3 separate regions of the Homo sapiens genome follow, and all the other regions are linked to region 3. A link is an interaction called in ENCODE POLR2A ChIA-PET data of the cell type or tissue named here. Cell type or tissue: OCI-LY7. All regions are shown on one strand.

Evidence for each region. ChIA-PET counts read pairs that join two places held together with the same protein. Peaks named below come from ENCODE experiments on the same cell type or tissue, not always from the same donor. Only the 100,000 strongest peaks of a DNase experiment are listed, where the experiment ranks them.
Region 1: POLR2A ChIA-PET joins it to region 3 with 5 read pairs; 3 of 35 experiments call an interaction of 5 or more read pairs at or near these places.
Region 2: POLR2A ChIA-PET joins it to region 3 with 5 read pairs; 2 of 35 experiments call an interaction of 5 or more read pairs at or near these places.

What each region holds. Positions count from the first base shown.
Region 1 is chr12:109,122,700-109,126,699 of GRCh38, forward strand. All of the region lies in intron 1 of ACACB (acetyl-CoA carboxylase beta), which reads left to right. It overlaps LOC105369974 (a long non-coding RNA gene), which reads right to left. Exons shown (of 3, transcript XR_945332.3): 2 at 1,447-4,000. Among named protein-coding and RNA genes, the nearest start is that of ACACB, 8.1 kb to the left of the region's middle. In OCI-LY7, a CTCF peak has its summit at 1,452 (motif pointing right); a DNase peak (open chromatin) is centred at 1,502; H3K27ac peaks cover 1,453 bases.
Region 2 is chr12:109,620,531-109,624,530 of GRCh38, forward strand. No RefSeq gene overlaps it. Among named protein-coding and RNA genes, the nearest start is that of MVK, 49 kb to the left of the region's middle. In OCI-LY7, no CTCF peak of the experiment used is centred here; no DNase peak of the experiment used is centred here.
Region 3 is chr12:109,060,385-109,064,384 of GRCh38, forward strand. All of the region lies in intron 3 of USP30 (ubiquitin specific peptidase 30), which reads left to right. Among named protein-coding and RNA genes, the nearest start is that of USP30-AS1, 8.4 kb to the left of the region's middle. In OCI-LY7, no CTCF peak of the experiment used is centred here; DNase peaks (open chromatin) are centred at 1,847 and 2,487; H3K4me3 peaks cover 2,139 bases; H3K27ac peaks cover 4,000 bases.

The DNA.
Region 1 (4,000 bases), 62 kb after region 3:
CTTTTTAACTTTTTGGTATAGGAAAAAAAGTTGACCTGTTTTTTTTTAACACCTTCAGAAGCAGAGTAAATAGCACAGTGGTCCCCCAATGCATTCATCAGCCAGCTTCAATAACCATTGCCTTTCTGCCCTTCTAGTTTCATCTTCCTATACCCATTTTCCCTATATTATTCCCCCAACATTTTATTATAAAAAAATTTAAGCTGGGTGCAGTGGCTCATGCCTGTAATCCCAGCACTTTGGGGGCCAAAGTGGGCGGATCACGAGGTCAGGAGATCGAGACCATCCTGGCTAACATGGTGAAACCCCGTCTCTACTAAAAATACAAAAAATTAGCCGGGCGTGGTGGCAGGTGCCTGTAGTCCCAGCTACTCAGGAGGTTGAGGCAGGAGAATGGCATGAACCCAGGAGGCGGAGCTTGCAGTGAGCCGAGATCGCACCACTGCACTCCAGCCTGGGCGACAGAGCGAGACTCCATCTCAAAAAAAAAAAAAAAATTTTTAAACATACAAGTTGAAAGAATTTTACAGTGGGTGCCCATATACCCCTGATTAGATTCTGCCATTACCATTTTTCTGTATTTGTCACCTGTAAATTGCAGATATCAGTGTCTTTATCCTTGAATACTTCAACATGCATGTCATTAATTAGAGCTCCAGAGTTTTTTTTGTTTGTTTGTTTATTTGTTTGTTTTAAGAGACAGGGTCTTAGGCCGAGCGTGGTGGCTCACATCTGTAATTCCAGCACTTTGGGAGGCCGAGGCGGGCAGATCACTTGAGGCCAGGAGTTTAAGACCAGCCTGGCCAACATGGAAAAACGCCCATCTCTACAAAAAATACAAAAATTAGCCAGGCCTGGTGGCATGCACCTGTAATCCCAACTACTCAGGAGGCTGAGGCAGGAGAATCTTTTGAACCTGGGAGGCAGAGGTTGCATTGAGCCAAGATTGTGCCACTACACTCCAGCCTGGGTGACAGAGTGAGACCCTGTCTCAAAAAAAAGAAAAGAGACAGGGTCTCACTCTGTCGCCCAGGCTGGAGTGCAGTGGCACAATCTCGGCTCACTTGCAGCCTCTACTACCCTGGGCTCCCATCTCAGCCTCCAGAGTAGCTGGGACTACAGGGACACACCACCACGCCTGGCTAATTTTTTTTTTTTAATTTTTATTTTTTAGGTAACAGAGTTTGCCATGTTGCTCGGGCTGGTCTTGAACTCCTGGGCTCAAGCGATCCTCCTGCCTTGGCCTCCCAAAGTGCTGGGATTATAGATGTGAGCCACTGCATCTGGCCCCCAGACTATTTTCAAGCAATTCTCACAGCTAGATGTCACACTGTTTTGCCCGTAATACTTTAGCACACATTTCTAAAAGACACAAGTTTTTTTTTTAAACCATTGCCATAATTATATCTATCTAACAGAATGAATGATAATTCCTTAATCTAGTACCTAGTTCATGCTGACTGTCCTCCAGGTGGCTCAAAGATGTCTTTGAATGGTTTTATTCAAATCAGGACCCACAGGGTTTCTCTTAAGTCTCCTCATCTGTAATAATCAGCAACTCCCTTTATTAAATGCCAGTTACTTATTGAAACTGGGTCATTTGTCCCGTAGAATTTTCCATATTCTGGATTTGGCTGATTGCATCTTCCAAGTGTCATCTAACATGTTCTTCTATACCTATAAATAAGTACTAGGTCAAGAGGCTTGAATCAATTCAGGTGCAGATCCTTAGCAGGAATACTTTGAAGGTGTTTTTCTGTTTTCTCTTGCATCACGTCAAGAACATAAAGTTCAGTTACCCCACTTTTAGTGATTTTTGTTCATTAGTGAGTTTAGGGTATCAGTCTGACCTCCGTCGTAAAGTTCCCTATCACCCTCTTGCCGAATGACTTTACTGCCTGCTGATGAGCAAAGCCCAGATTATTGTTTCGTTACTATAGTGATTTTCTACTTCCGTCAATCTTTCTGTGCTTATTAGCTCTTGTTGTTTTTTGTTGTTGTTGTTGTTGTTTCTGGTTTTGTTTGTTTGTTTTGAGACAGGGTCTCTCTCTGTCATCCAGGCTAGAGTGCAGTGGCACAATCTTGGCTCACTGCAACCTCAACTTGTCAGGTTCAAGCGATCCTCCTGCCTCAGCCTCTTGAGTAGCTGGGACCACAGGCGCTCGCCACCATGCCTGGCTAATTTTATGTATTTTTGATAGAGATGAGGTTTCACTACATTGCCCAGGCTGGTCTCAAACCTGAGCTCAAACGATACTCCCGCCTTGGCCTTCCAAAGAGCTGGCATTACAGGCATGAGCCACTGTGCCCGGCCCAACTCTCATTGTTCTCTACCACACGACTTTCCTCAAGCATTTGCTTACCCTGAAATACAGTCCCTGAAAGGCAGAGTACATGGTTGATTATGTCCTTTTTTTGTGTGTGGGCGGGGCTAAGTCTATTTTCAGAGTAATGAGTAGCCCTAGCAGCCATGAAAAGTATCAACGAGTTGTTTTTGTTTTGAGGGGTGTTACGACCTTATGGTTTTTAAAGATATTTTGATGTGTTTCAATCCACTGCAGTCATCATCCGTTTGCAGCCTCTCTTTGGTAGCCCATGCCCCTGGAGGGTCCTTGTTTTCAGGCAAGAAGATATCTCAGCTCATCATGTACATTTCTGCCCCAGCCCTAGAATCAGACATTTCTCCAAGGAGTCCTGGTTCCTTTCAGTGGGAAATGTTCTTAGAGACATTATAATCTGGACACTAACGATGTCTGTGGAATTTTTACAAGATCGCCTTGGCTTCTCTGTGCATGATGAACTGGAGGGACAAGACCAGGCCAGAGAGACAGGTCAAGAGACTTTCGCAGTGGCCCAAGTGAGATATAACAGTGGCTTGAACTTGATCTTAGGTAAATCACTTAGCGCAATGCTTGGTACATGATGGAGAGCACCATAAATGGTAGCACACTCTTTCATCAATGACTTGATCTGTATTAGTTTACTTAAACTCCAAAACTGTATGAGGAAGACTTCCTTATCATTGTATACATGAGAAAACCCAAGCTCAGAGAGGTGAGGAAACTTGTTCAAGGTCACACAGGAAATGAACAGCAGAAATAGAACCTGAATCCAGATCTCGTGCTCTAACCAATGCACTGTGTCGCCCAGAGGGTTCTTGGTTTCACACTCAAAAATGACTTACATTTTGGTGCAAAACCTGATCCATCACGAGTTCATGGCGATTCTCCTGGTTGTGCCCTCAGGTTTGTGATTTTATTTGCTTCCCAGTGAGATCATAAACCCACGAGGGCAGGGCTGGGCCATTCCTGCCTGTTTGCTCCATGTCTCCAGCAGCGTGTACCACACCTGGCAGGTGCTCAGGAAATACCTGCTGATGAATGAGTGAATGGCTGAAGAAGGCAAATTCACAGCACAGCAGGGGGAGAAGCGAAGAAGGATAGGATTCCACCTGTGAAGATGGCAAGGACCAGAACTTAGGAGAGCTGAACAGTGGACTTCAGCAATTTCTGCAGGGATAATTCAAGTGAGAGGCTAGCCAGACAGATCAGACTGATAGGCCTTTAGACTGCGGAACATGTTTTCCATTGGAGGTGGAAAAACGGCTCCTCTTACCTTCCTTCAAGGCAGGGGCCGATCTGGAACCATTCAGGCCAGTTTTGCTTGGGATGGCAGATTCACCACATCAAGAATTTGATCTGAACCAGGCATGGTGGCTTATGCCTGTAATCCCAGAACTTTGGGAGGAAGAGGTGGGAAGATTGCTTGAGGACAGGAGTTCAAGACCAGCCTGGGCAACACAGAAAGACCCTATCTCTACAAAATATAAAAAAGATTAGCTAGATGTCGTGGTGTGCACCTGTAGTCCCAGCTATTTGGGAGGCTAAAACAGGAGGATTGCTTGATCCCAGGAGTTCGAGGCTGCTGTCAGTTACAATTGTGCCACTGGACTCCAGCCTGGGTGACAGAGAGAGACCTTGTCTCTACACACACAAAAAAA
Region 2 (4,000 bases), 560 kb after region 3:
TTTAAAGGGTCTGGGCGTGGTGGCTCACACCTGTAATTCCAGCACTTTGGGAAGCTGAGGTGGGAGGATCACTTGAAGTCAGGAGTTCGAGACCAGCCTGGTCAACATGGTGAAACCTTGTCTCTACTAAAAACACAAAAATTAGCTGGGTGTGATGGCGGGCGCCTGTAGTCCCAGCTACCTGGGAGGCTGAGGCAGGAGAATCGCTTGAATCCGCGAGGCAGAGTTTGCAGTGAGCCGAGATCATGCTACTGCACTCCAGCCTGGCGATAGAGCAAGACCCTGTCTCAAAAAAAAGAAAAAAAGAAAATTTAAAGGTATTAATTAAAAAAATCTCAACCTTTGAACATGCCACTTCTAAATATTCTGTGTGACAAAATGGGAAGTATGTACAACAAGAACCCTCTCTCCTGGCTCCGTCGTTGCTTGAGACAAGCACCGTGTGACTGGGTTGCAAGCTGCGCTAGCCACTCTTCATGGAACACCATTTGTACTTGAAAGAACAACCAACCAACAAACTATAGCCTTTCAGACTGGGACATTGGCAGATATTCTCTTAAAAATGAACAAAGTTGCCTGTCAACTGACAGTATTTGTTGCCAATGATAAAATTTGACTTGCAAGCAAAAATTAGAATTTTGGAGAACTTGTGTCTGCCACCGTGGGTTTGACAGCTTCCTACTTAAATACTTTCCCAGAGACTGGTGGTATATTAGTGAATGTGACTTTTTTGGATATTGTATTATGAAATGTGACATCATCTAGAAGAGATGCATAATTCAGTAAACCAGTATTTTTTCCAATGACCAATGCATCATGTTACAAAATGAATAAAAGACCCATTCAAAGTGCAAAGCAGACCAGCGGGTTTTAACAGAGTAGGAAGAGCTCATTGATGTGGTTTCAGATACCATATTGTAACAAACCATTGAGAAACTACCACTTGTGAAGATCTGGTTTAGTATCCAAGAAGGATATCCATAATTATCTGAGAAGGCTATTAAAATACTCTTTCCTTTTTGAGCCAAATATCTGTGTGAAGCCAGATATTCTTCCCACACTTAAACCAAAACATGTTGCAACAAGCTGAATGCAAAAGCACATATGAGAATCCAGCTGTGTTCTATTAAGCCAGTCATTACAGAGATTTGCAAAAATGTTAAACAATAAATGAATTCCCATTTTATGGGTGCTGAAACTGGGGCTTAGAAAGTGGCAGAGCTGTGCCTTGGATCAAATCCCTTTCTCTGCTGTGCCTCAGTCTCCCCATCTGGTCGCCGACCTAGAAGCTGATGAGCAAAGGTCTTCTCACATCTCCTGCCCAGGCATCAGTGCCAGGCTCTGGCCCCTTGGCCCTCTTCCCCACCTGCTGCCCAAGGTGGGCGGGGTCCAGGCCCTGGGAGGCTGGTGGCCAGCCTCACGTCCCCAGGCCTGGCAAGGAGATGACCAGGGTCGTTTGCAGTAATGAATTGCGGACGGGTGGCGGCCGGGTGAAGGAGTGCGCCGGCCATGGCCCGTAATGCCTCACACGCCAGGTCTGGCACGGGTAATTTACTGCCACCGACAATAACATATTTCACTTCCCGTCGCCCCAATGAAGATTAGTTGTGTTTGCAAGTGGCTGAGTACACAGTCAATTCCGCTTAAACGTTTACAGTCAACTGAGCACAGATAATGCCCCCTCCGAACATGTATCTGTGCCTCCTGCAGCTCGGGGAGGGGCTCAGAGCAGAGGAAGGGGGTCCCCGCCCCAGGAAGGGACTGCAGCTGCTGCTTCACCGAGACCCAGGCTGTATAGTGGGAGGGATTTGGGAGCCGGGGGTTGGGCTGAGATCTATAGCTTCCTTTGATGCCCCCCTCCCCCACCTCTTTTCAGATTGTCCTTTAAAATCATTCATTCAACAAACACTTTGCTAAGGACCTCTGTATAGCCTTTAGGTACAGGGAGAATTCAAAGCCATGATTATATTTGATTCTAGCGACATCCTAGGAGGCATATTTGCTCTCCAGTTTCCAAAAGAAGGGAAGTTAAGGCTCAGGGAGGCTCAATAGCTTTCCCAAGGTCACATAGCTGGTGCCATGCAGAGTCAGGATTTGAACCCAGGCCTGATGGGGTTTCTGAGTCTCATATTATTCCTAGTGGTCCTGATTGTACAAGCTTGAGCCCTGGCCTGGGCTAGATTGTCTGCCCTGTCCAACAATGGCCCCACAGCTGCTAGAGGAACTCTAGATTCATATTCCCTGTGCACCTATATTTGGGTTGACCAGTAGACTCTGGTTTGGAATCCCTGGGTCAGGTAGGGGGTCCTATGGCAGGGCTGGGGTGCTTTGAGCCTGAAGTCATTTAAGCCTGGACAGAGGAGGGAGGCCTGGAATTTTTCTTGTCAGGTGAAGGAGTTTGCTCCTGAGAAGCAGGCTTCTTTTCTTTTTTTTTCTTTTTCCTTTTTTCTTCTTTTTTTCTTTCTTTCTTTTCCTTTTTTTTTTTTTGACAGGGTCTTACTCTATCACCTAGGCTGGAGTGCATTGAGGCAGTCATGGCTCACTGCAGCCTCAACCTCCTAGGCTCAGGTGGTCCTCCCACCTCAGCCTCCCAAGTAGCTGGGACCACAGGTGCACACCATCATCCCCAGCTAATTTTTTTTTTCTTTTTGAGATGAAGTCTCACTCTGTTGCCCAGGTTGGAGTGCAGTGGTGCCATCTTGGCTCACTGCAACCTCCGCCTCCTGAGTTCAAGCCATTCTCCTGCCTCAGCCTCCCGAGTAGCTGGGACTACAGGCGCCCACCACCATGCCCAGCTAATTTTTATATTTTTTGTAGAGACTGGATTTCCCCATGTTGCCCAGGCTGGTCTGGAACTACTCCTGGACTCAAACAATCTGCTTACATCAGCCTCCCAAAGTCCTCCCAGGTGTGAGCCACCATGCCTGGCCAACAAACAGGCTTCTTTTTTTTTTTTTTTTTTTTCCTGAGACAAAGTCTCATTCTGTTGCCTAGGCTGGAGTGCAGTGGCACCGTCTCAGCTCACCACAACCTCCGCCTCCCAGGTTCAAGTGATTCTTCTGCCTCAGCCTCCCGAGTAGCTGGGATTACAGGTACCCACCACTTACGCCCAGTTAATTTTGTATATTTAGTAGAGATGGGGTTTCACCATGTTGGCCAGGATGGTCTCAAACTCCTGACCTCAAGTGATCCACCTACCTTGGCCTCCCAAAGTGCTTTGATTACAAGTGTGAGCCACCGCACCCAGCCCAAACAGGTTTCTTGATGAGGGTTGCCCAGTCCAGTCCTGGGGCCCAGCTCCCCACCAGACCTACCCCTGACACTTGCAGGGTCTAGAGTTGGTATGCATGGAGGCCCTGGCCCCAGGCCACCCAGCCCTGTCTTCCCAACATGGGCTGCAGCCAGGACTGGAAAGACCTTGCTTACATATATGTAGATGCCAGCCCACCAGGCCCAGCTCCAGACACACCCACCCCCTGAAACGGCTGCCCCTTGGCCAAGAGGCCTACTCTTACTGGTGGCAGATTTGTCCTGGGAGCATGGACCTTGGATGGGCTTAGGGAAGGGCCCCTCCAGGCCACAGAAGGGGGCTGAGGGCTGTTGGAGAAGGGGATTCCAGGATCTCAGCTTCTGGATTCGGTCAGGAGAGGGGCAGGCCCCCGGTGGGCACGTCCCCTGTGGGAGGGGGCTCAGCTGAGTCCTCTAAGTAGCAAGCAGGTAGTCCAGGTCCAAGGTGATGCCATCTCCAAGCTATCCTTGCTCATGGCCAGGGGGGTGTTGGGGAGGCCGAGGGGGTGATCTTGGGCCCCTCCATTCCACACCGCTCCCTATCCAAGGCCAGCCTCTGAAGTCCCTGAGGGGCTTCCATGCCATGGTGACCTCGCCGGCACTGCCCGTCCAAGGCCTGCTATGGAGAAGCAGAGACCCGCTGTGCCTCACCCTGAGGCTGGGCCTTCCATCGCCAGAATCCCACTGCAAATGTCAGACTTTCATGTCTCAC
Region 3 (4,000 bases):
CATTCAGCTAAATCGTGCTTCACTGAGGTATTTTCCCATGTGAGCTCTGCTTGACACAGAAATCTTTATGAAGCAAGTGTACTTTTCTGTGGAAGAGGTGACTTGGGAATAATTTCTTTTACTATCCTGTTTTTTTAGCCCATTCCTGGTTTAGAAAAAAAAAATGTGCAACTCGCTGCCAGCGTTCATCTAATTTTACGTAAACATGCTCTTTGAGGCCGAAGCAAATCTGACTGATTTTAAATGCGAAAATAGAAAAACTGTTCTTGGAGTTCTTTCCTTTTTTTTTGAGATGAGTCTCGTCTTGTCACTCAGGCTGGAATGCAGTGGCGGGATCTCGGCTCACTGCAACCTCTGCCTCCCAGGTTCAAGCAATTCTCCTGCCTCAGCCTCCCGAGTAGCTGGGATTACAGGCATGCCCCACCACGCCTGGCTAGTTTTTGTATTTTTAGTAGAGACAGGGTTTCACCAGGCTGCTCTCGAACTCCTGACCTCAAGTGGTGCACCTGCCTTGGCCTCCCAAAGTGTTGGGATTACAGGCGTGAGCTACCATGCTTGGCCTTTTTAATTTTTTTAAAAAAATAGAGATGGGGTCTTGCTATGTTGACCAGGCTGGTCTCAAATTCCTGACCTCAAGTGATCCTCCCATCTTGGTCTCCCAAAGTGCTGGGATTACAGAGGTGAGCCACTGCACCCAGCCATGTTCATGGGAGTTATTTCTAAATAGAACTTGTCTCTAATCCTAATGTAACAGAAATGTATATGATGTTACATTAGGATTAAAGACAGGAGTATTCTTGGGGCAAATGGGAAATGGGTTAAAAACACCACTCCAAAGATTTTGTGAAAGCTGAAATGTCCACATGAGTTATCCTAACCCTGACCTCAGCACTGCCCTTATCCTTCACATGGGACCCAGTGCTGGGAGCCAGAGCCATCCTTGGGCTGCTGTCCCAGGATGTCTGCTCATTTCTCTGCTTCTGCTTTCCAATGTCTCTAACTTTGGTTTAAAAAAAAAAAAAAAAATTTTTTTTTTTTTTTAGACAGGGTTCTTCTGTCTGTCGCCCAGGCTGGAGTGCAGTGGCACAACCTCAGCTCACTGCAGCATCTGCCTCCCAGGCCCAAAACAATCCTCCATTTCCATTTCCCAGGTAGCTGGGACTACAGGCACATGCCACCAGGCCTGGCTAATTTTTTGTATTTTGAGTAGAGACAGGGTTTTGACTTGTTGCCCAGGCTGGTCTCGAACTCCTAAGCTCAAGCAATCTGCCTGCCTTGGCCTCCCAGAGTGCTGGGATTGCGGACATGAGCCACCATGCCTGGCCTATAAATAATTTTTTAATTATACAAGTAATGCATGAATCAGTTCTCTTTGTAAAAGATTAAAGCATTACAGAGAAGGCCAAAGTCCCCTTTATCAATACTCAACCCTGCTCCCCTCCACCTTTCCCAAAAGGAAGCTATAGGTGAATCCTTCCAGACCCTTTTCTGTGCATTTGAATACATTTCTATGCATCCATAGAAATTATATATTGTAGGTTTTTTTGTTTTCTGTTTTGTTTTTGTTTTGTTTTTTGGAGACAGGGTCTCACCCAAGCTGAAGTGCAGTGGTGCAGTCTCGGCTCACTGCACCTCAGCCTCCTGTGCTCAAGCTATCCTCCCACCCCAGCTTCCCAAGTAGCTGGGACTACAGGTGCGTGCTGCCACACCTGGCTAATTTTTGTATTTTTAGTAGAGATGGGGTTTCACACTGTTGCCTAGGCTGGTCTTGAACTCCTGGGCTCAGGTGATCCACCCGCCTCAGCCTCCCGTAGTGCTGGGATTACAGGCATGAACCACCACACCTGGCCTGTATATTGTTTTGTTCTGTTGGTGATTTACATGGCCAAATATAATACATTAGAGAAGCGTCCATTTTAGTACATGTAGCTCTACCTCCTTCACTTTTTTTTTTTTTTTTTTTTTTTTGAGACGGAGTCTCGCTCTGTCGCCCAGGCTGGAGTGCGGTGGCATGATCTCGGCTCACTGCAAGCTCCACCTCCTGGGTTCAAGCTAGTCTCCTGCCTCAGCCCCCCGAGTAGCTGGGATTATAGGCGCCATGCCTGGCTAATATTTTTGTATTTTTAGTAGAGACGGGGTTTCACCGTGTTAGCCAGGATGGTCTCAATCTCCTGACCTCGTGATCCGCCCGCCTTGGCCTCCCAAAGTGCTGGGATTACAGGCTTGAGCCACCGCGCCCAGCCTTTTTTTTCTTTTTTGAGTGTATTGGTCTTATAGTTTGTCTTCTGTGAATTGCTAGTTTATATCCTTTGCCTACTTTTTAAATTGTGGCAAAATATCCATAACATAAAATTTACCATTTTCAGCATATAGTTGAGTAGATTAAGTACAGCCACACTGTTGTGCAGCAGTCACGGCCATCCCTCTCTAGAACTCTTCATCATCCCGTACTGAAACTGTACCCATGAAACAGTAACTCCCACTCTCCCCTCCCCCTAGCCCTTGGTAACCACTGCCCTACTTTCTCTCTCTTTGAATTTGACTCAGACCTCATTAAGTCATGAGTTTCCTCATATTTATAAGATGTACCTCATTAAGCGGACTCATATAATATTCACCCTTTTGTAACTGGCTTATTTCACTTAATGTCTTCAGGGTTCATCCATGTTATACCATGTATCAGAATTTCATTCATTTTTAAGGCTGAATAATATTCTTTCTATTTTTTTTTTTAAGACAAAGTCTCATTCTGTCACCCAGGCTGGAGCGCAGTGGTGCGATCTTAGCTCACTGCCACTTCCGCCTTCCAGATTCAAGTGATTCTCCTGCCTCAGCCTTCCGAGTAGCTGGGATGACAGGCGTGCACCACCACACCTGGCTAATTTTTTGTATTTTTAGTAGAGACGGGGTTTTACCACATTGGCCAGGCTAATCTTGAACTCCTGACTTCAAGTGATCTGCCCACCTCAGCCTCCCAAAGTTCTGGGATTACAGGCGTGAGCCACCACGCCAGGCCTAGGCTGAATAATATTCTGTTGCATGTATATGCAGCATTTTGTTTGTCCCTCTGTCAGTCAGTGGACATTTGGCTTATTTTCATTCTTTGGCTATCATGAATAATGTTGCTGTGAACATTAGTGTCCAAATTCCCTGCTTTCAGTTATTTTCTGTAAACACTCAGAAGTAGAATTGCTGGATCAAATGGTAATTCTGTTTAATTTTTTGAGGAGCTGCTGTGCTGTTTTCCACAGATGGTGCACGATTTTATAATTCCACCAGCAATACATAAAAGTTCCAGTTTCTCCTCACCAACAGATATTATTTTCTGTTTTTATTGATAGTAGCCATCCTAATGGTATGGTAATTGCTTTAATTTGCATTTCCCTAATGATAAGTTATATTGAGCATCTTTTCATTTGCTTATTGGCCATTTTGTCTATCTTTTTGGGAGAAATGTCTGTTCAAGTCCTTTGCCCATTTTTGAATTGGGTTTCTTTTTTTTTTTTTTTTTTGAGAAGTCAGTCTGTTGCCAGGCTGGATTGCAGTGGCGCCATCTCAGCTCACTGCGACCTCCGCCTCCTGAGTTCTAAGCGATTCTCCTGCCTCAGCCTCCTGAGTAGCTGGGACTACAGGTGCATGCCACCACACCCAGCTAATTTTTGTATTTTTAGTAGAGACAGGGTTTCACCATGTTGGCCAGGATGGTCTCGATCTCTTGACCTTGTGATCTGCCTGTGTCAGGCCCCCAAAGTGCTGGGATTACAGGCATGAGCCACCACGCTCAGCATTGTTTGGTTTTTTGTTGTTGAGTTTTAGAAGTTCTGAGTTCATATATTCTGGGTATTAATCCCTTATCAGATGTGATTTGCAAACCTTGGTCACTTTTATTTTCTTCTTTGGGACAGAGTCTTGTTCTGTTGCCCAGACTGGAGTGCAGTGATGCAATCTCAGCTCACTGCAATCTCTGCCTCCAGGGTTCAAGTGATCCTCCTGCCACAGC